Linked DNA regions of Homo sapiens: region 1 is linked to region 2. Evidence: chromatin loops called from intact Hi-C (ENCODE). Cell type or tissue: mucosa of descending colon. All regions are shown on one strand. Each heading gives the region's core, and the rest is flanking DNA. Links, peaks and the distances in the headings are about the cores only.

Region 1 (10,940 bases), core at 901-8,900, 110 kb before region 2:
TAACGTTCCTGTTCTTCTTGGCTGCTGCTAGCCACAGAATATTTATTTTTAGAGAAATTTTTCATTGGAACAGAAAATGGTGGTTGTGATGCAGTCATGGCTCTGTGACTTAGCAAACTGATAAAAAGATAAAAGTATGAAGCAAAGACAAACAGGGTGGAGGTCGGTGTTCTCCCTCCTACCCTTTCTATGTGGTGCTCATCATCAGTCCCCCTGTGTTGATTCTGATAGAGAACTATAAAATGAAACCTATGGGGAATTTGTCATTCTGAAATGAAAGCTAATGTAATTAGTACCAATTAAAGTACATTTAGTAAATTGGATTTAATCTTAATTAAGCCTGCATAATGTTGCCAATTTTTAACAATTATGTTTGAGAACATAATTAATTTAAATTTTGGTAACTGAGTAAATAGCATTAGTCTGGTAGAATTAGTGGATTTTTTTTTTTTTTAAAGGGGAACTTGGTGATATGACGTGGAATTGGAACATAAAATATGAATCTAAATTTCTGGTAATCTTTAGGATTGATAGAGCTAAGCAGATGAAGCAAAAAAAAAAAAAAGGATGAAGTATTCTAGGCTATAATGGGAATTAATGCTGTGCCATTGTCTCAAGTTCTAGCATAAAAGTGAAGATGACAAATAGGACATGGTTAGAAATGGCACATGTTTTAGTGTGACGTCTTCAAAATGGAATTTTTAAAAATGAAAGAACATAGGCCCTTATTCCCTAAGGATTTCCCTAAGTGTATGGTTTTTGTTTTTTGTTTTGTATGAGACAGCTGACCCAGGGTTTAGTTGTTAAGTTTTTTTGCTGATTGTTCTTCTTTGTAAATACAGTGTGGCTTCTAAATGGGTTGGTGGCTTCTAAATGGCACAGTGGGGTGATGCATGGAGTTGATAGCATTACTAAATGCTGCTTCTTCCCATCTTTCACCTGTAATGCTGTCATTAAAGAAGTCCTCACTGATGGACTCTGACAGCAGTGGTTACCATTCTAAAAAGTGAGTATTGGATATAGATTAGGAACAGTAGGTATGTGAATTCAACCTATAGGAACTATATGGAGATGAACATACCATCTTTTGAAAAGGGGAGCATGAGAACATCTATGACTTCCTTATAGTTAGTATTCTACAATGTGAAAGCTTCTTCATTTGAATTTTAGTAATCATCAGGAAATTTTAGAAATCTAAAACGCATAGAATCTGAAAGTAAGTACTGCACATTTATGTATGTTTTATGTGTGTATTTTTATATGTGTGTGTATTTGTGTGTGTGTGTGTGTATATATATATGTATATTTAATCAAAGCAAGAAAACTCCTGTTTCACTTAAAGCCATGTAAATTTTATTACGAGACTTGGGCCACAACCATTTGAGTGCTGCTAAAATATTAATTGAATAGAAATGAAAGGGCCTTGCCAACTGATAGGATATCATAATCATAGCCTCTTTGGTCGATGGTAAATGATGATAAATGACATTAGGAACCTTTTAGCAAACTGTAATAACTACAAGGAGGGAAGCAGTATGGATTTGCATTGTATCTGATACCCTCTAGTACCAAGTGGATTGCCAATACTGCTTGTTTAGCATTTTCTAAGGGCAATAAGATATTGATTTCTGACTTACAAGGAACAGCTCTATTTTCACCATTGAAAAGTATTGCAGGTTGTTAAGAAGAAATTGACTTGAAGAGGCCGACTGCTGCCCATCATGGAGCAAATAAAGCAAAACTGCCGAAGCATGGTGGAGCAGCGAGACGGGCCCTCAGCAATTTGTTGCTATTAATTTACCATGCTCGACAGCAAATCAATCGGCATCTACTTCATCTGCTGGAGAAAATGCTGTCCAGGGCAGATAAAAGGCTCGGCATGGTACAGAGAATAGACTGGATTGGCCAAAAGCAGGCTGCAGTTAATGTGTAAATAAGTGAAATCAAGGCCACTGTTGCAGAGGAAGCTGTTGTTAATTAGGTTGGTGTTTTTTAGTGAACTATTTTAGAAAGCAGCTAGGATTTGGAGAGTAAGAAGAGATTTATTGAGATTGAAGTAATACATGACTGGCATGACATTCTAGCCTTGAGTGTACTTGAATCTAGGGTGCAGTAAATTTATTTGGGGACACTGCTTGCTATGAAGTTTGTTGAAAGTTCATTTTAGACCACATTTCCCTTATGATAACTTTTTTTTTCAACCTTGCCAGTTTTTTGCACATCTTCTGTCTTATTGTGTACTCTTAGATTTAGAAGAGTAGATGGAGGAGTAGGTGTTTTAGTATGGAGGCACAAATGTGTCTGTTATATTCTTACCCAGTGCCTTTTTTTTTTTCAGAGATAGGTATAATTGAACTCTTGTATAATAATGAGAGTGAACTATCATGGAAGATGGGGTGTTCTAGCTGAAAGTAACTAATAAATGAAGATTTTGCTGACAGAACTTTATCTTGCTTCAGAAATATTAGGAAATAACAATCTAGAGGGCCTGAATAGTGGGTAGATACTACTAGATTATAAAATCTTAAAGATGACAAGTGAAATTTTGATGTCTGCATAAACTTCAGATACAATTATAAGACTATGTGTGTGGGGGTGGGAAGGGTTCTTGTGTTTTTGGTTTTCATTAAGGTTTAAAGCCACCTTTTCTAATTTAAGATTATTTACACGCTGATAATATTCCACAATTAATGTTAACGGAGTGAAGGGTATTGGTGGTGTTTTTTCCCCTTTACCTCTCATTTGGGCATTTTAAAATAGGAGGCCAACTTCATTTACTCCTGTTTAGTAAATCTAAATGAGTGTAGGTTTTAAATTAGATTTTTTCCCAAAACCCTTCAGAAGGTCTAGTATTAGGGCAGTTGATAAGTAAGTGGAAGCACCTTGGGCAGGACCCAGTGACCTGTCCTTTTACTTATTACAGCACCTGCACGGGAAGCAGATCTGGAGGATGAAATTTAACCTGTTACAGTGTGTGTATGTTTTAGGGTGTGTGTTTTCCGAATACTGTGGGGAGTTCCCTTTTTCCTTCTCCCATGATGGATTCTTTTGTCTTTCTAGAGATACCATAGGAGGATATCTGGATTTTTCACCTAAGGCAGTGATTCTTGAGTGAAATTGGAATTTCCTTTCAATAGAAGTAAACATTTATTATATATCTGGCTTGCGCTTACCACTGGTCTGGGCACACTGCCAAAATTCTTATCGTTAGTTCTCATAATGATCCTAAGACAGGGATTATATCCAATCAAAAGTTGATTAAACAGGGTCAGCTCTGCACAAGGTGATACAGCTAATAGTTGGTGGATTCAGGACTTCAAATAAATTTATGTGGGAGGATATCTCCTGGGAGATGGGTTTGCTATGGGTTAGAGATTCAGGCCCCAGTTCATTCCTGAAATAGAGAGTCCCTGAACTTTAGGCTCATACGCAGAACCTCTTGAGTTGGGGGATTCTCTGCAACTGCCTAGAGTCCATGGATGGCTCAGCCTGCCCTCTGCTTGCAGACTGCTTTCAGTGGGTGAGAGGGTGAGGTTGCTTTCACTCGGAATCTCCCACATGTGGGCTAGGGAAGCTGCTTGCTTATCAAGATGGAATTTGCTTCCTCCCTAGGCAACCTATTTCTCATTTGTTTACAAACTTGTTCTTCTCTTTAACTTTTATCTTTTCCTGTGGCTTATGAGAGTGCCTACAGACAAGGGGCTGTTTGTTAATCACCATCTTGTGGGCTTTTGAAGGGGGAAGCTGGGAGGGGAAAATGTGATGTTTTGTAGCCTCTTTGTAGTTTAGAAAGAGGTTCGTCGATGCAGGAAATCACACAACTCAGTTTTAAATGAAGGCAGATGTTTTGCTTTTACTGTTAAAAGAATTTCTTTGCAGCATTCAAACAAAAGGATAGTTCCTTTTCACTGCCCCTTAATCCCTGCTGGATATTATTTATTTGTATTTATTATTTTGATGGGCAAAGTTCTTTGTATCTAGGTATATATCACTTTGATCTGTGTAGGAATGATGGACCGGACTAATGAGCTACATCTCTAGGTGCTGTTGCAGCACTGGTGAAGGAGACAATACAAGCACCAGCCCATTGTTCTTCACATTCTTCATTTAATCTTTGCTTTCCTAGAATACATCTTTTTTATTTCTTCTTTTTTTTCTTGTGTTATAAGATAGGTAGAGGAAACCAGTTGGGAATTAAATGTTTAAAAAATGCATTTATAAGTTATTTGTGTTTGTTTTTAATGTGGCTTTTTTTTTTTTTTTTTGCCTTTGATGTGATTCGATGGTTTGGTTTACCACTTCTGGACAGCAATAATGTATTTGGTGGCTAGAGAAAAGAGGGACAGGGATGTGAGTTCTAGAAGGCACTTTCTTGATCCCTCTACACACCCTCTTAAAATGACTCCAGCGTTCCAGCAATGGTGGTAGGTTCAGTGGTCCTATACTAGCTAAGTTATTACCAGTTTTGTAAGCTGGGCTGTTGGAGAGAAGCAGGGGGGCAGCACATTTACGCATGGGCAATGGAGTATTTACACTGATAATGACAGTTTGCAAGGCTTAGGACTTGTTCAAAGTAAGTATACTGCGAACAGTTTATGAAATTATTACTCTAAAGAGGAAGGGCCTCAGAAGTTTTAGTCAGAAGCAAGAGTTAGAGCTGTTTTGTCTTTGCCTTAGTAATAGCTCTCAGTGGTAGTTGTTTTCTATCTATGGAGAGGGATTTAGCTGGCATTCATCACCACAAATCTATATACCCTCTCTCTTTTCATTGGAACTTACCCAGCATTTATGCCAGGCTGTTGCTATTTCTATATCATTGACCCAAAACTTATCCCTGGAGAGCTGCACGTGTAACCCTTATTCCATCCAGGGGTGACACATGGGCAGGGTGTGGATTTTCTTAGCTGGTTCATCAAATAAGCAGAAGAGAAGTACTCTGGGATACCCCTTAGGTACTCTGTCCTCTGGTGAGTGGATCGCACTGTCATCTCTTTTGAGGATTTGCCCACACACATTTCAAGAATTGTATGGTGGAGGCAGCTTCTGCGTTTCACGGAATGAAAGGATAACTTCTCTCCCGGTGCGAGACAATACTCTATCCCCAACCTGGGCTGGCTGTGGTGTGCTTGGGACCTCTGCAGGGCCCTGTTGCTTGCAGCAACCTAGGCAAAGTGAGAGGTTGGGGAAGGAGGAGGGGGGATATTGGCTTTTTCATTTCTTAGCAGGCTTATTTAACTCATTATTATTATTATTATTATTGTAATTTGGGTTCTGTCCTTATTTTCGAACTATGTATTCTGTTTCTGAAGGTCTGTGGATGATTTTGGTTATTGAATTTGAAACTGCAAGAAAATATAACTGGAAAGAATAGTCATAGTAGAAATTATAAGCACTAGTACTCTGTAACACCCTTTCTTTACAGAGAGCTTAAGGCATTTTATATGTTCTCTTTAATGTTCCTTATGTTCTGTGAAGCAGGTAGCAAGCTTGGATCCATGTATTTATTTAAATAGCTTCTGTCAGTGGAGTACCCAACAGTTTGCCAAGCAGTGTCATTCTACTGGCCTCCTTTAATAGATAACACTGAGGCTTAAGGGCTTAAGAGACTAGCCCAGTGTCACAGTCAGGGAGGATCAGCACGGGGGTGGAGATACCAGAGTTCACGCAGGTCAGCGAATGCGCCTGAGGTTGCATAGTGAGAGTCACTGGCAGAAGAGGAAATAGTAGGTTTCTTGACTTCCCTTCCAGGGCTCCCTTCGCTGACCATGCTGTTTCCAAACAGCAAATAACATGCTTGTTTCTATGATGTGTTTGGCTTTCTGCAACATGAGGAGCATGGTGATGCTACTGGCAGTCCAAGAGTGTTACACCGTCATCTCTAGTGAGAGATCTGATCTGTGTTTGTGTTTGAGGACAGCTCCTCCCTCCCCTCCCTTCTACCCTCTCATTGCCTCTGCCCTGCCCAAAGGGAGTCTAGGATCAGCAATATTGAAATATAAAGCCAAGGTCCACTTTTAGAAAAGTGCTTGATAAAACTGGCTATCTGGCATTCCTGAACTGTACCATGCAAACACACTGTGTTAGATACTTACCTGTTTATTTCCTGTCTCTCTCTCGTGCTAGATTGTAAGCTCCATGAAAACAGGAGCTTTTATTGTTTACTGCTGTGTACCCGGTGTTGAGCCCTGTGCCTATCGCATAGTAGATGCTGGTGCGCAATAAAATATTTGGTGAATGAGAGAATAGCAGTTAGAGCTAGCCAAGAATATGTGTGATTTAATATTTTTAAGGGTATATTAGGTTGCAAGATAGATAACAAATACTGAATCTCAGGCATACTTAGGTCTGTGTTGTCTACTAGTTTGTGGAAAAGTGACACTTGGAAAGAGGAAGCAAAAGCAACCGAACTTGCTGTGCCTTTGAGGAACAAGTTAGTATAGCTAAAGTAGAATGTATGTATTTTAGTATGTTGAGTCTGCCTTTTTAAAGATGAAAACATGAATCATTCCAAACAGAATTTAAAATTCAGTTTGAACGTCACTGTATCACTAGTCAGTGTTTATCTGAATAATTCTTTTACTATTAATAGGTCTGTGTACCTGTGGTTTGAATGAATGTGGAGCAATATCGATCTTGACTATATTGTGTGTTTAGCTAACTTCCCTGCAAATCAGTAAAAAATGCAAGGTTTTAGTTCTTTTCAAGGGACAAGGAATTTTGAAAATGTCTTAATTTTTTTTATTAGTAGAGATAGTATAACGTTGTTGAAAGAATAGTAATCATAACAGTAAGCAATTTTAGATTGCTTATAGTGTCGATAATATTTCACTTATTCTTACAACAATCTTATGAGATTATAGTAGTAGTATTATTTCCATTTTACGTATGTTGGGGCTGAGACACAGAGAGCTTAAATAGCTTGCTTGAAATCAGCTAGCCGGTAAAATAGATCTTGGGTTTGACTCAAGGTCAGAACGCTGGTATGACAGATATTTCTGCCTTATTCCAGTTGATATGTTTGGAATACTCCACCATCAGCATACTTACTACCTTCCCCCAAATGCTTGACTGATTCCGGAGCCTCAGATTCTAGTTCTGGCCTTGCTAGTCACCAGCTTTGTGATATTGCTGAGTACCGTACCTTTAAGGGCCATGCTTTTCTCATCTTTAACTTAGGGCGTAAGTGAACGCCCAGATCTCTTTTAGCTCTTTTGGTTAAAATGACCATTTCAGTTTGGTTTGTTGCTGTGATCCAGTGAACAGAAATTGAATTTTTTTTTTTCAGTCTTAGAAAGTCTCTTTTAGCACTTATTTTCAGAATTTTTAAAATCCAAAGTTACCCAATGTGCCTAGGAGTAGAAATGTATATTTATATACTATTAATACTTTATTTTTTATAAGGTACTTTCTCATCCTTTTTTTTCATGTAAACCCCAATAATAAAGCATTCCCCCCGTCCTGTGGATGAACACAGTGAGACGCAGATGTTAGATGACAAAGTTCTTCACTTAATTAGTAGGTGGTTTACAATTCACTGATTCTCTTATGGCCAGCGTTCAGGCTAAAGTAATGTTGACACAGAAGTAGAGCAATTTTCATAAAACATGTAATATAAAAGTATATATAACATAAAATATATCAGTATGTCTTTAAAGTGATTAGTTTTTGTACTTTTCCTTTGGCATATATTAGAAAACTTAGGCTGGGCACGTGGCTTACGCCTGTAATCCCAGCACTTTGGGAGGCTGAGGTGGGTGGATCATGAGGTCAGGAGATCGAGACTGTCCTGGCCAATGTGGTGAAACGCTGTCTCTACTAAAAATTAACTGGGCGTGGTGGCGCATGACTGTAATCCCAGCTACTCGGGGGGCTGAGGCAGGAGAATCACTTGAACCAGGGAGTCAGAAGTTGCGGTGAGCCAAGATCGCGCCACTGCACTCCAGCCTGACGTCAGAGCAAGACTCTGTCACAAAAAAAAAAAAAGAAAAGAAAATTGTGTGACTTCTGAAATTGTATGAATTATAAAGTGATCCAATAATTTTCTTCCAAAGATGTGCAAAGGGACTATGTAGCAGTTTATTACCTGTTGTGTAATTAGCTCCGGGGGTTACTCTTCTAGAATCTAAGGTAGGTGTCAGTTTCTCTAGCTTGAGGTAAAGCGTGTCTGTAAACTGTGGCTTACAGTGAGCTTGACATCTCAAGTCCTCAGGACTTTCTTGCTTTGTCCCATCAAGGACCCTTTCCTTAGGGAAGATAAATTCATTGTAAATAAATGACTTAATCATAAGTAGAAGAAGGGAGAAATGTTTAATCTTGGCCTTTTGGAGTTTATAAATCAAAGACACAGTAGAGATCAAGTTCCTTCATTAAAGTGTAGTTCCAAAAAGGAAGAATGTGGTTTTGGTTTTAAAAAATTTTTTTATTTTTAATTTTTAAGAGTACATAGTAGGTGTATGTATTTATGGGGTAAATGAACTATTTTGATACCGGCATATAGCATATAATAATCACATTCGGGTAAATGGACTACCCATCAACTCAAGCATTTCCCTTTTTTTGTGTGGGTTAGAAACTTTCTAGTTATACTCTTTTAGTTACTTTTAAATGTACAATAAATTATTGTTGACTGTAGTCACTCTGTTATGCTATCAAACACTATACCTTATTCATTCTGACTATATTTTTGTTTACAGAAGAATATGTTTTGTTCACTGCTGGTACCACTAGCACCTAAAACAATGCCTGGAATATAGTAGAAGAAATGAATGAATGAATGATGGAACAGCTAAAGGAGTGGTTTAATTTTTTCATTTTATTGCATTTCATGTAGCATCACATATTCTGAGTATCAGCCACCTTTATATAAGCTGTCTTCGTTTCTGAGTGCTTAGGGAGGGCCTGGCTTTATGCTGAGCAAAAAAGGCCTAGATAGGCAATCAGAGAGTGGGAGTTCTTATCTCAGTCTGCTACAGGTCCTTGAGCTGCTGATTGGCATTTTTAAAATTTAGAATTGGATTCATACTTTGCCAGATGATTTATTTCTAAGATATCTTTCAACTCTTAACATCATATGATGTTTAAATGACCAGCTTAAAAATAAAATTCATCCCTACTTCCATTGCTCGGTACTATAGGCATGCCATTTTAGTAAGTTAAGTTTTAAGATAATTTTTATAAGAGGAAATACAGCCAGGTTTTTTTTTGTTTTTGTGTTTGTATTTTTGTAGAATCTCACTTTGAGCAATGTTAGGCTATTGTGTGGACAGCTAAAACAATCCTAATATTGCCAGTGTTTCACAACCTAGAACCATCTGCTGTGTTGCTTTTTTTGCAGTTGTAGCTGCATCTTCCTGGTCCTTCTATAGGCTAAGAGCACATCAGTAAGTACATATAGTTAACAGATTTTTCATATGTATATCTTGGGCAAGTGTTAGTGATAATAAGAGCAGTTAAAATTTATCGAGTGCCCACTGGATACCAGGTAAAGCACTAAATGCTTCAGATGTATTAATTTGTTTAATTTGTAATCTTTTGAGGAAGGGATCTGATTATCCTTATTGTGTATGAGGAAACTAAGGTAAAGAGAAGCTGAGAAATTTGCCCAGGGTTATATATAGCTGGTAGGTTACAGAGTAGGGGTGTCAAGGCCAGGCATTCTGGCTTGAGAACCTACATTCTGGTTTTGAACCACTGGCAATAAATGTCTCATAAGTGACTATGGTAAACTTCTTTGTTTATCCTTGCGTGTGTGTGTGTGTGTGTGTGTGTGTGTTTTGAGATAGAGTCTCGCCCTGTTGCCAGGCTGGAGTGCGGTGGCGTGATCTCGGCTCATTGTGATCTCCGCCTCCTGGGTTCAAGTGATTCTCCTGCCTGAGCCTCCTGAGTAGCTGGGATTACAGGCCCACACCACCACTCGCAGCTAACTTTTTTGTATTTTTAGTAGAGACGGGGTTTCACCATGTTGGCCAGGATGGGCTTGATCTCTTGGCCTCGTGATCCCACCCACCTCGGCCTCCCAAAATGCTGGGATTACAGGTGTGAGCCACCGCGCCCGGCCTATCCTTGTTTTCTAAATGAAAAAACAAATCGTCTGCTTCTGTGTTCTGTACACAGTGAGCTTAAATGTTAAAAATAATAGCTGGTATCATTTGGGTATTTTGTTTTGCAAATTAACACACTAGATTAGTGGACTCATTCATTGGTTCATCTTTTATCACAGATTCTACTGTTTGTCCGTGGCTGGATAACCACAGGCCTCTAGATATTTTTGTACCTCTGACTGTGAGATTTCTAAAACAGGCATGGCACCTTCTTTTATAACCACGTGTCACATGGGAATGTTCAGGGAACTGTAAACTTTTGAGTGCCTGCCTGGGGTGGAGGAGAGATGGAGGTTCTTGGCTGGGTTTGAAAGGTTCTATATAGTTCTGGAATTTATATGCATAATTGTGTACCTTTTTTGTGGGGGCAGAATCCATAGCCCTTACTGGTTCAATGAGGAAACTGGAACCCAAACAAAAGAATTAGGGAGGTACTGTGCTAGAGCAGTGGTTGCAAACTGGAGCAGTTCCTTTCCTCAGAGGATGTCTGGCAATGTGATGATATTTGGGGTTGTCACAACTTGGAGTTGCTACTGGCATGTAGTGGGTAGAGTCTGGGATGCTGCTGAACATCTGCATGTACAGGACAGCCCTCTACAACAAAGACTTAGCTGGCCTAGAATTTCAGTAGTGCCAACACTCAGAAACTCTGCTCCAGAGAGAAGAAAATACTATTAAATTCTGTTGCCTTTTTATGGCCCGGAGAGTTATAGGTTTGGGGCATAATGACCTCTTTGAGTAGAGAAAGGCCAAGTATGAGCATTGTCTGGCTTCTCTAGTTAAGTCAATTTGAGAGAATCCTTTAAACGTACTTAACCTTTTCAGGTTTTTTCCTCCCTT
Region 2 (10,940 bases), core at 1,473-9,472:
TTTCTGCAAAAGGCAGTGATGACCTCTTCTGTAATGTGTTGATGAAAAATGAATGAACTCACAGAGTAATGCATTTCTCTACCCTCTAATTTTATTATTAGCTTGACCCACTACTCCATTTTCCTATATGTTTCCATATGTTGCTCTTATAAGCCACTTCTCTAATTTCTGATAGGCATATTTCCTTGATGAATTCAGACTGCAAAACCAAGGAAATGTGTATGTGTGTGTGTGGGTATGTTTAAAGGCATAGGGCGTATGTAAGTGGAGGCTTTGCAAAGTTGATAAGAATTCTTAAATGACCAGTAGTAGAACAAGAACTCCTTCTCAGGTCAATTTCCCTGTGGTGTGTGTTACATCAATTTTTATTGTTGTTTTTTTTTTTTCTTAATCAGGCAGGGTTTACAATAGCAATAATGTAATTCAAATAAGCAATTATTGTAATTGACCTTGGCGATGAGTATCCTTGGCTTTTACCACAGTTTGCTTAATACCTGAGGATGGGCAATTATCTCATAATGCCCACTTTATTGAGATTATTGTTTTAATTATGGCACTCAAAATACATCACTTTGTCAGCATTGTAGAGTCAAGCATGGAAGCACTGCATTCAGTATTCAGAAGTGCGTAAAGAGCATCTTGCCTCATCTTATGACATGGTTATGATTGCGTTTTTTCTCTCTCCCAACTGTGGTTTTGAAATGTAGTTCATCCTGACGTGACTGGCTTATAGGGAGAGAAAGTCTGGGATTTGTTGCTGAGCTAATTGTGCTCTCAGAAAGGATGAAGGTGACTTGTGCTGATAGGTAAGCAGGTCTAGTTGATTAGGAGTGGTAATTGATAGCAATCACAGTGGCTTGTTGATTATCTGAATATGCCTTAGGTCAGAGGTTGTCAACTTTAGAATCACCTGGGAGCTTTTAAGATTGCCTGTATCCAGGCCACTTACTTAAGCCTACCCTCTCTGGACAGCGTCTGATTTAATTGTTCTGGGGTGGGTTCCAGATGGGGCTTTTTGAAAGCTCCACAGGTGATTCTTATCCCCTGACAGACCTTAGAACCACTGCCCGGTCCTTTGAATTATTTACTCCTTGCTGATTTGTCTCATTCCAACCATGACCCCATCCCAGATTTTAAGACTCCTTTTGGGGGTCCTTGTTGCTCTATACCTTACTCTTCCTCTCTTTCTTTCCAGACTTAGCCTAAGCCTAGCCACCTCACATGCACATGCTTGAAATAGCCTCAGTGCAGATTTGGGTCCTAGTAATGCTAATTCTTCCCAAGCAGTTCCAGGTCTACCCCTCCCATAGGAAGTGTCAGTGGGTAAATTTCACCTCTTCATAAACGTGAAGTGTCATTTCTTACTAATGCCTCATTATGCTCTTACAATTCAGTTTTCTCTTGGTCACATAAATATGGCTTAACCTTTATCTAAGTTTTTTGAGTAAGGATCAGAATTTATTCTTTAACATCTGTCTTAAGTACTGGGTACCACTTTGTGGAAATTTAATTCTGGTTGATTAGATCAGTAGTTATGAAGTTCCTAGTTGTTTCTCACCTTCTTTGATAAACCTGGAGGATACTGTTCACACGCATCTTGCAGTCCCTTGATTCCCTAAGGATAGGAATATTCTTTTAGGTTACCTAAGACTCCTGCTTCTTTTTTTTTTTCTTTTTTCAAATTTTTAGACGGGATCTCACTCTCACTCAGGCTGGAGTGCAGTGGCACCATCTCTGCTCACTGCAGCCTCCCAGGCTCGAGATCTTCCCACTTTAACCTTCCCACAAGGTAGTTGGGACTATAGGAATGTGCCACCACTCCTGGCTTTTTTTTTTTTTTTTTTTTTTTTTTTTGTATTTTCTGTAGAGACAGGGTTTCGCCATGCTGCCCAGTCTGGTCTCGAACTCTTGGACTCAAGCAGTCTGCCTGCCTCAGCCTCCCGAAGCAATGAGATTACAGGCATGAGCCACCATGCCTGGTGATTCCTGCCATTTTTACACTAAGAACCTGTATCTTATTGCAAATGCATGAAGATGGCATCATTATATTGACAAACTTGATTCCATTCTAATTTTGTATTCACATAGGAACACACATTTGTGTGAAGTGAGTCACTCATTTATATCCTAATGTCTCAGATTCATCCTCTTCCCCCTTCCCCAGTAGCCCTCCAGTCTAAACCACCAGCATTTCCCTCTGGACCACAGCAACAGCTCCTTACTGGCCCCCCATTTCTCCTCCAAGGCTCTGTTACCTGCCAGATCCACTTTAGCCCACACCAACAGCATGAGTAAAGTAGGGGCACCAAAAGTGGTAAAAACTCAGCTTTGATGATCTGATTCAGAATTTTGAAACCAGAATTCTACTATTTAATGTTAGCATACACAGAAGGTTTATATTGTACACTTAGTGTTGTTTTTAATTGCAAAGGATGGAGGTAGGCAGTGTAATCTTTTCTGTTCTTATGGGCTTTAAAAATTCTTACTGTGATTCGAGCCTCCTCTCTGAATGATTTTTAGGATATGTGTGTCATCTCAACAGTCCCCTTCAGTGGCCCTTAGAATAAAACACACACCTCACCGTGTGCTGGGCCTGCACACTGTGGACCCCCTTTCTCCCAGCATCACCCCTCTGTGCTCTCCCACCTGCTCCCTCCACGTCAGCACCCAGTCCTCCTGTGTGCTCCAGTGCCATTGCCAGCTTTCCGCTTCTTCAGAGCTATGCATGTGTTATTCCCTCTTTCTAGAACAGTCTTCTGGCTGTCAGGAGGTTTGGCTCCAGCTTTTGCTTCAGGTGTCAGCCAGAATGTCATCTTTTTGCAGAAGCGTTTCCTGACCACCTGGCTGCTAGTTATTCTCAGTCTCAGCATCTTATGTTCTTTGTAACACATTGCCATTCGCATTTATTTTATTTTTTATTAATGTTATTAGCAGCTTGTTTTACTTGATTTTTAATGTCCCTTAACTAGAACCAGTGCTCTGTGAGAACAAGGTCCCCATTCGCCCTCTTAATTGTATTTCTAGTGCCTTAGGGCCCAGCAGAATGCCTGGCAAATAGTGGGGACTCAATATAATAACCCTCCTGCTTTGTTATTGATAAGGGATTATGTGTCTGCATGCCCCCCTCCCCCATGTTAGTTTTGAGGCCCCACTCACTTTAGAGCACTTTAGAATTATTTGTCAAATTCCAGTGAAGTTGAGGATGCAAACCTAGTCTTCACTTAGCATTGTAACTCAAGGTTGCCCTAGAAGGCACATTTGACATGAATTCTGCAAGTTGGAGGAAGAGCGCGACTTCTGAAGAGAACACCAATCCAGGAGGGCAGGAAGATACCCAGACTTTGGAATGTGCTGTCTGAAATTTTGACTGTGGAGAAGTGGAGTGGCTTTTCCCCAGGGTCCTGAGGCTTGAAAAAGTGTCCATTACCCTCTTTCAAAGGCTTAGAGGAGACATTCACAGCAGCTCTCCAGGCCTCCTGCTACCCAGATTGGTTTGCTGGCAGAGACTTGGCCATTGCCTTTTAGGACAGATCCCAGAAACAATCATGAAAGGAAGGGCGGTATGCCTCCACTTCATGTAGTTATCTCGTTTAATTGTCATGACTATCTTAGTTTGTTCGGGGTGCTATGATAAACTACCATAAACTGGGTAGCTTAAGTAGAAATTTATTTCTCACAGTTCTGGGGGCTGGGAAGTCTAAAAACAAGGTGCCTCTATTAGATGCTTGATGAGTGCCTGATTCATAGATGATGCCTTCTTGCTGTCCTTACATGGTGAAAGGGGCAGAGGAGCTTCTCTAGGCCTATTTTATAAGGGTGCTAATCTTATTTCTGAGGCTCTACCCTCCTGACCCAATCACTTCTTAAAGGCACAGCCTCCAAATACCATCACCTCAGGGGTTAGGTTTCACCATATGACTTTTGATGGGACACAGACATTCAGACTATAGCAGTGACAATCCTGTAGGCGAAATATCCTTATCTCCGTTTTATAGGTATGACAAAGCCCCAAGGGGTTAACTTGCTAGGAGTCACACAGTTGATAAATGTTGGAGCTGAGGATTGAAACCTCATGAGTGCATGTGTATTCCCTTCCCTTCCCTTTAGACTCTACTCTCTAATCTCAGTGCTGGCTATAAAGCTGGTGCCTTTTTCACTGTTGTGTTTCCAGTGTCTAAAACATTACCAACACAGAATAGCTATTCAACTTATGTCACGGGATTCTTCTGGTATTACAACGTGAATCTCTGCTTGTGAAGTCGTTGTTATTCTTCAGATAGAGGAATAAAGACTCATTTTTCCATCTGCCTGCTAGCATTGAAAACCCTTAGGCAGAATCTCCCCCACCCAACCTCTGTGGTCTAGCTGGCCCTGTCAAGCCTGCTAATAACCTCTCCAGTCTACTCTCTATTCTCAGTGGAGGAAGGTCAGTGGGTATCTGTTTTAGAAATGTTGTCAGTGGCTCAAATGTCTGTGACATGCCATTTGTTTAATCCCATGCTCCTGGATACTTGCTTGTACGCATTAGGTTGTGGGATCTTCTGCGTTTCAATTACTATACCCTGGAAGTTTATAAACCATAAGACTTACCAGATAGCAGACTGTTGGCTGTGTTAGCAGAGAGCTGTCCTGCGGTGGGACATGCATGCACACATGCCACACGTGTGCATGCATGGAAAGAGAGAGACAAACTCAACCACAAAAGTTGTACCTCTGCTTTGAGTTATTTTAATCTTCCTTCATTTGTTCAGCAAACACTTATGAATTGTCCTTGCATTAAAAAGTGCATCATGTCCTTCGAACCATATTTAGTATTAAATAGCAAAAGCGCATCACTGAGCTAGCATTCTTTTTAATAAAATAGTGATTGATCAAATGGCATTCACCTCATTTCTCTGTGTGGTGAGTGAGAGTATTTTCTTGCAGTCCATTTTCAGCATGCTGCTATTACTGCACCACTTAGCTTGATGCCAAATTGCAGTTGGCTCCATTCATTTCTGTTTACTGAGTAGCGCTGTAGTGATTAAATGTCACTGGGTACACCAAGTATACAAAAGTAATTAACCTAAAAGGACATGTTAGAATAAGGGTCAACAACCTCTTTAGCCCACAGTGCCACCAGCAAGACAGAGTATTGACAGAGGTATTGCTGGCAGGGCAAGGGCGGAGGGGGGAGTGTGGAGAACGGAAAAGAGAGAAGCGAATGGAAGGAGAAAGAGGGAGAGGGAAAGGTCAGAGAAACAGGAGCGATAGACCAGGACTCACAATTGTCTGAAATGGCAAGTAGAATGGAGCTAAGATATTTTTCATCAGTCCTTTATAATTTAGTTCTCTGACCTGTGATCTTTTGCTGGGGGAGGGTGAGAGATTAGATCATAACTGGACTTACCTTTCAACATTTTAGCACTGGTTAGTGGAGTGCTCTTGTCTGGTTAGACCAGAGTAATTTTGGCACATGCTTGGTGAATCAACCTGTTCTTCCAGTGTTTTTTGTTTCCTCAAAGTCTCCTGCATCTTAGATCTTGTTGTCATGTGAAAGCTCGAAATCGTTTCTGTAGAATGAACTGAAATTGTATCTCTTAAGTATCTATGTCTCATTTATTTTCATTCCTCAGCATACTGAAGTTACTATCAGTCACAACTGATACTAATAATGCTTTATGTTGCTTTACATAATAAAAATTTACGTAAAGCACCAGGTAGTCATCTATGACTTAAATATCAACCAATGTAAACATCTTCCTTAAAAAACAAGTATTATATCTGTCTGCCTTATATTTGGCTTTTTCTTTCATCATCTGTGTGTGGTGACTTACTAACCAGAAAAAAAAAAAAGCAGGGGGGAGGACTAAGGATGTTTTTCCTTTTACCACATACCTCCTTGGGGGATAAACATTTCAAGGAGCTCCCCAGGGTCACTATTCTCTAAATGAGCAGCACAGAAAAACTGCTGATGCGTGCATTCTTCCCTGGGTCTGTCAGGCAGGATTCCTTTAAATCCTGTCTTTTCAGTGGTCAGACTTAAGTAAGATTTGTTTCCCTGTGGTCACAGACAGCTGAGGAGTGTGTGATGAGAGACAAGGAAAGGGATAACCTGTTGAAAACTTTCCCTCTTATAGGAAAGATTAATTTCTATTACAATTTTTAAAAAGGTGGCCTTCATACATTTATCCAACAATGAATATTCATTGCATGCCCACCCAGTGGCCAGGACTGGGCACTGACCTTGGGGGAGGGGCCTGCATCCTTGATTGGTGAGGAGAGCAGCAGTGAAAAGGCACCAGCTTTAACTGTCTTTTCAACATAGTTCTGAAAATTATCTTGTCACCCTATTACTTTCAAAATTACTATTTTTGAAGGCTGCCTCCCTCCTTTGGTGTGCCTACAAATGCATATCTCACACACACACACACACACACACACCACTGTTCTTGTATTACAGGCATTATATTAAGCACTGAGGATGCAAAGAAATAAGACACAATAGTGCATGACCTTTAGGAATGCATAATCTCCTATCTTAATATAATGAACATAATATGGTAACATGAAGCATACATGAGCAGAACCAAGTTTTGTGCCCATTCATTTGTTCAGCAGCTGTCAATTAAAACACCGAAGTACTGGATTTTCGTGGTGATCCAAACGGGCGTGGTCCTTGCCTTCATGGAGCTTCTAGTCAAGTAGATGAGATAAATAATCAAAAGAGTAGCCACAGCCACAGTGCTGGGAAGGAAGCACACAAGGGAGTGTGTTAGAGATCGGCTGGAGGGAGCTCCTTGGATAGCATTACAGATAAGACCTTTCTGAAGATGTGACATTTAAGCTGAAACATAAAAGATGAAAAGATGCTAGCCACTCAGGCTGGGAAAGAGAGTTCTTGGCAGAAGTCTGCACAGAGGCTCTGAAGGATGAAAACGTTTGGGTTGTCTGATGCTCTGAGAAGGAAATTTTCAGATCAGATTGGAGAAGGTGGGCAGGAGCTAGATGACACCTGCTACTTATATCAAGTGTGAGATGTTTGTCTTATTGGGTGTTGATTTCTGTTGTGACTCTGAGAACTTTTAGACCTGTGTTGTCTGACATGGTAACCACAAGCCACATGTGGCTTTTCAGCAGCAGCAATGTGGCCAGTCCAAATTGAGGTGTACTGTTGTCAGTATAAAATGCACATCAGATTTTGAACAGTTAGTACTAAAAAAAATGTAAAATGTCACATAATTTTCATATTAATATGTGTATTGACATGGTATTTTTTGAAGTATTGGATTAAATAGATGACCACAGTTAATTTTACTGTTATACATTTAAAAAAATCTGACTATCCGAAAAGTGTAAAATACATAGGTGGTTCACATTATATTTCTGTCTGTCAGCGCCATTCTAAAGAATAACTTTAATATTTTAATGAAGGCCCTTAAGACCAATCAGTTAAGCGATAATTGAAAACTGTTTAGCCCTTTTGTGGTGATATGAAGAAGACCAGAGTTCCTGATTAGCGACCTTAAAACTTATTAGGCAGCCTTCCTTTAAATTGATATATTGTCATTTCTTTCTTTGTTCCTGTTGTATTACCCTCAGACATTGTATAGAGTATATTTGCATACAGAATACATAAGAATATATATGAGAATCTGTGGAGTTAACACTCTTTGGAAAAAAAAGTTTAGCCTTTCAAATAGATTAAAGCAGTTTACTGGAAAAAAAAAATAGCAACATGAAAAGACTTTCTTTTCTAATAAATGTTAATAGTTACTAAAATGAAGATTCTGGTCCATTAAGATACAGCTTGCCAAGTCCTAAAGCTTAGTAACTTATTTCTCTGAGCTGTTACCCTACTTCAGCTTTGTCAAAGCAGCTGTTATGCTTGTGTTGATATTTTCATTCAAAAACAGAGCACAGTGCAGGGATAGGTATAAAGCCAGTGCACCTTCCGTGAACATCCAGGAAAGAGATTTTTGCCAACCCTCTCCACTTTTGTTTTTAGGGCAGTCAAACTCATGTACCACATGAGATTTGCCAGTGAGACTTAGTAACATTGGTTATAAAGCAGTAGGTGAATGAGTGGTTTATGATATGTTTTACAGGTCATATACTGAAAAAAATAATTCCAGAAGAAAGTGGCCAGTGCATGTAACTGTAATTTACAGAGTTAGCATACAAGATTTATAGAATTTGTATTAAGGAGAGCGAGAATTCTTGCTGGAGAACAAATGGACACAGAAATGTTAGACTTTGCAAACTTTGAGGAGGTCCATTGGATTGAAAAGTGCGAAATGACTTTGGGGTGATAGGTAGTTTAAACGATGAACACAATACAAAGTTGTATGCAGTTGGCAATTTTTATTACAATTTCTGTTAGACTGTTAATACCATGCCATCTCTAATGATCAGGAGAGGGATTACTTGATTAATTCAGCTTGTACTTTGGATTCTTCTCTCCATCAGTGGTGAGGGGTTGTACTTGTTCCAACTCATTCATCTACTTTCTTCCTTGTGTGGCCCAACACTTGCACCACATGCAGACTAGCTTTCAAGAGAGGGCAACTAAGCTCCCTACATAAGAATCAACCCTGTGTCTTTGGCATCAAAGCATCATGTCCCAGCAGCTCAGTTTGTCAGCTAAAGTAACTGTGTTCAATGAAATTTCTGGGGTGGAGCCAATAGCTTTATTCCAGGAAGAGGAAGCAACAGTGAAGAAACCCCCGAGAGGACATTAAGATAATGTTCTAATTTAAAATCAATTTTATTGATATCTTATAAATTATTAGAGCGTTTTATACTGACCAAGCAATACATAATGCTGAGGCCATGAAAACAGAACATGAATGAATTAATATTGAAGTGCTGTATTTTCTACTACACATGAAGAAAAAAATATGTAATACTTTTGTATCCTAAGTATTTTGACTCAAGGAGCCCTACTGAAAAACAAGGTGTATATTTCATTCTTCAAGGTGTGTATTAATATTTTATTCAAGACATTTCATGTGTTTCTGTACTTAGTGGGTTAAATACTTGTTGAATGAGTCCATAAGCAGACAAAAAATATGCGGTTGTTTCCACATTTGCCAAAAGGGAATAGCTGTCTATGGGGGCTTACTAGTACTAGATGCTAGGTTGAATTCTTCTTTATCCTTATGGCAACTTACAAGGAAGTGCTGCTAACACCCTCGTCTTACCTACTGGAGAAATGGAAGCTTAAAGAGGTTCATGAATTTTCCCAAGGTCACATAGCAAGTGTTACAGCCTGGTCTTGAACCCAAGGCTGTCTGACTTTTATACCTGTAGCATAACCATTGTAGACACTGCCTCTCTTCTGTTATTCTTCTGACTGTTGGTTCCTCTGGTTTGATAATATTTTGATTACCTGCAAAAGAAATTTACCTTGATCCAGGTTTCTCTTACCAGTAGAGAAGCAGAGACAAAAACAATAGAACATTTTAAAGAATATATTGTTCATGAAATGTTACAGAAGGTGAAACATTTGTTAAGAATAGATTCATTACTTTATATGGAGATTATATTAAATCTTCTTTTAACAAGGGCAGGGCTTTAGAAAGTCCCAGTCATTTTTGAAGGTGAGTTTTGATTTATGTTAATTTGAAAAAAGCAAGTTCTGTGAGAGTTTTATACAGATTGTGCTTTTAATGACTTCCTTAATCAAGCAGGTTATAAAAAAGAAAAACCTCTTACTGTGATGAGCAGTAAACTGACACCAGTGACTGGCTCAGTCAGAGCTCTACTATATTCAAGTTTTTTACCACCAGCATGCTATAAATTTTAAGTTCATTTACATAAATTTACATGTGTTATGTGTTAGTATGTGAGACTTGTGCATTTTGACCAAGTAATTTTCATTTTAAAGGTTTTATATTTACTTTTTTCCAATTGAGGATTATTTCTTATATATATATACATATATATATATATATGTATATCCTGGTGGTTTCCCTGTAAATGAGATAATAATATGTTAAAATGTTTTATCAGTTATAAAGAGCTCAATGAATGGGAAAATAAACATTTTGTGTAATTCTGTACAATAAAATCCAAGCAGAACTAGCTGGGTTATGGTACAACAGTAGTTTGATGTACGTAGGTTTATTCAGGATATTACTTTCCAAACTTACTCAAAGTAGTTCCAAAAAAACAGAAATACAGTGCTTTGTGGTCTGGTGAACATGATCAACTCTTTGGATGATTCATGACTATAGAGTCACCAGTGTTCATTTTTATTTTTGACATGGGTCTTTTGCTTTTCTAAGGGGTTGCAGAGGAAAATATGATTGAGGACTTTGGTTATGGCATCAGTAAAGGATCTACAGGGGCCTTCTTCAGCTTTCTGTCTTCTGTGCCTCCACCCCTGTCCCCATCACCAAAAACAAACTCAACTTGAATCGTCCCTGACTCTGATTAATGTTTGAGAATTCCTATAGTGACTGAACTATAGTTAAGAGTAACTATAATTTATCGTCTAAACTTGGCCATTTTTGAGAGTGAAGGGAAGTCTGGACAACAGGTGTAGAAAGGGCAAACCAGGACTTGCAATTACCCTTGACATATTTTAGTGGTACCTTCTGACTCCTCATTATCCCATTTATCTGTTTGAAAACTGATTTACCCTTTTGTACCGTGTGGATACGATTTTTGAAGGCCATAGCTGATGAGCAAACAAGCCATAACGAATGAGTTTTAGGCTGCTTGATCATGGTTTCCATGCGACCTTTAGCATGTTCTTTCTGGTTGTTATCGTCTATGGGCAGGGAAGTCTAAGCACTGCACCTGTGTGAATGGAAAGCAAAATTGGCATGGTGTGCATTTGAAATCAAATTAGAAAGTCCATTGTGGAGATGGTATTTGCAGTCTTGCCTCTGTGCAGTATTGAACCAAAACCTTATCGTGATTGTTGAAAGGAGAAAAGTTTTGGTGAATAGTAG

Evidence for each region. A loop is a pair of places that touch in the nucleus more often than their neighbours do. Peaks named below come from ENCODE experiments on the same cell type or tissue, not always from the same donor. Only the 100,000 strongest peaks of a DNase experiment are listed, where the experiment ranks them.
Region 1: a loop joins it to region 2, with 2.4 times the contacts of the local background. A loop is called at or near these places in 25 of 110 quality-filtered maps.

Annotation. Positions count from the first base shown.
Region 1 is chr9:79,578,392-79,589,331 of GRCh38, forward strand. The region is part of intron 4 of TLE4 (TLE family member 4, transcriptional corepressor); the gene reads left to right. Among named protein-coding and RNA genes, the nearest start is that of TLE4, 12 kb to the left of the region's middle. RefSeq lists a silencer at 5,580-5,679. In mucosa of descending colon, for the core only: no CTCF peak of the experiment used is centred there; a DNase peak (open chromatin) is centred at 5,670.
Region 2 is chr9:79,688,954-79,699,893 of GRCh38, forward strand. All of the region lies in intron 8 of TLE4 (TLE family member 4, transcriptional corepressor), which reads left to right. Among named protein-coding and RNA genes, the nearest start is that of TLE4, 120 kb to the left of the region's middle. In mucosa of descending colon, for the core only: no CTCF peak of the experiment used is centred there; no DNase peak of the experiment used is centred there.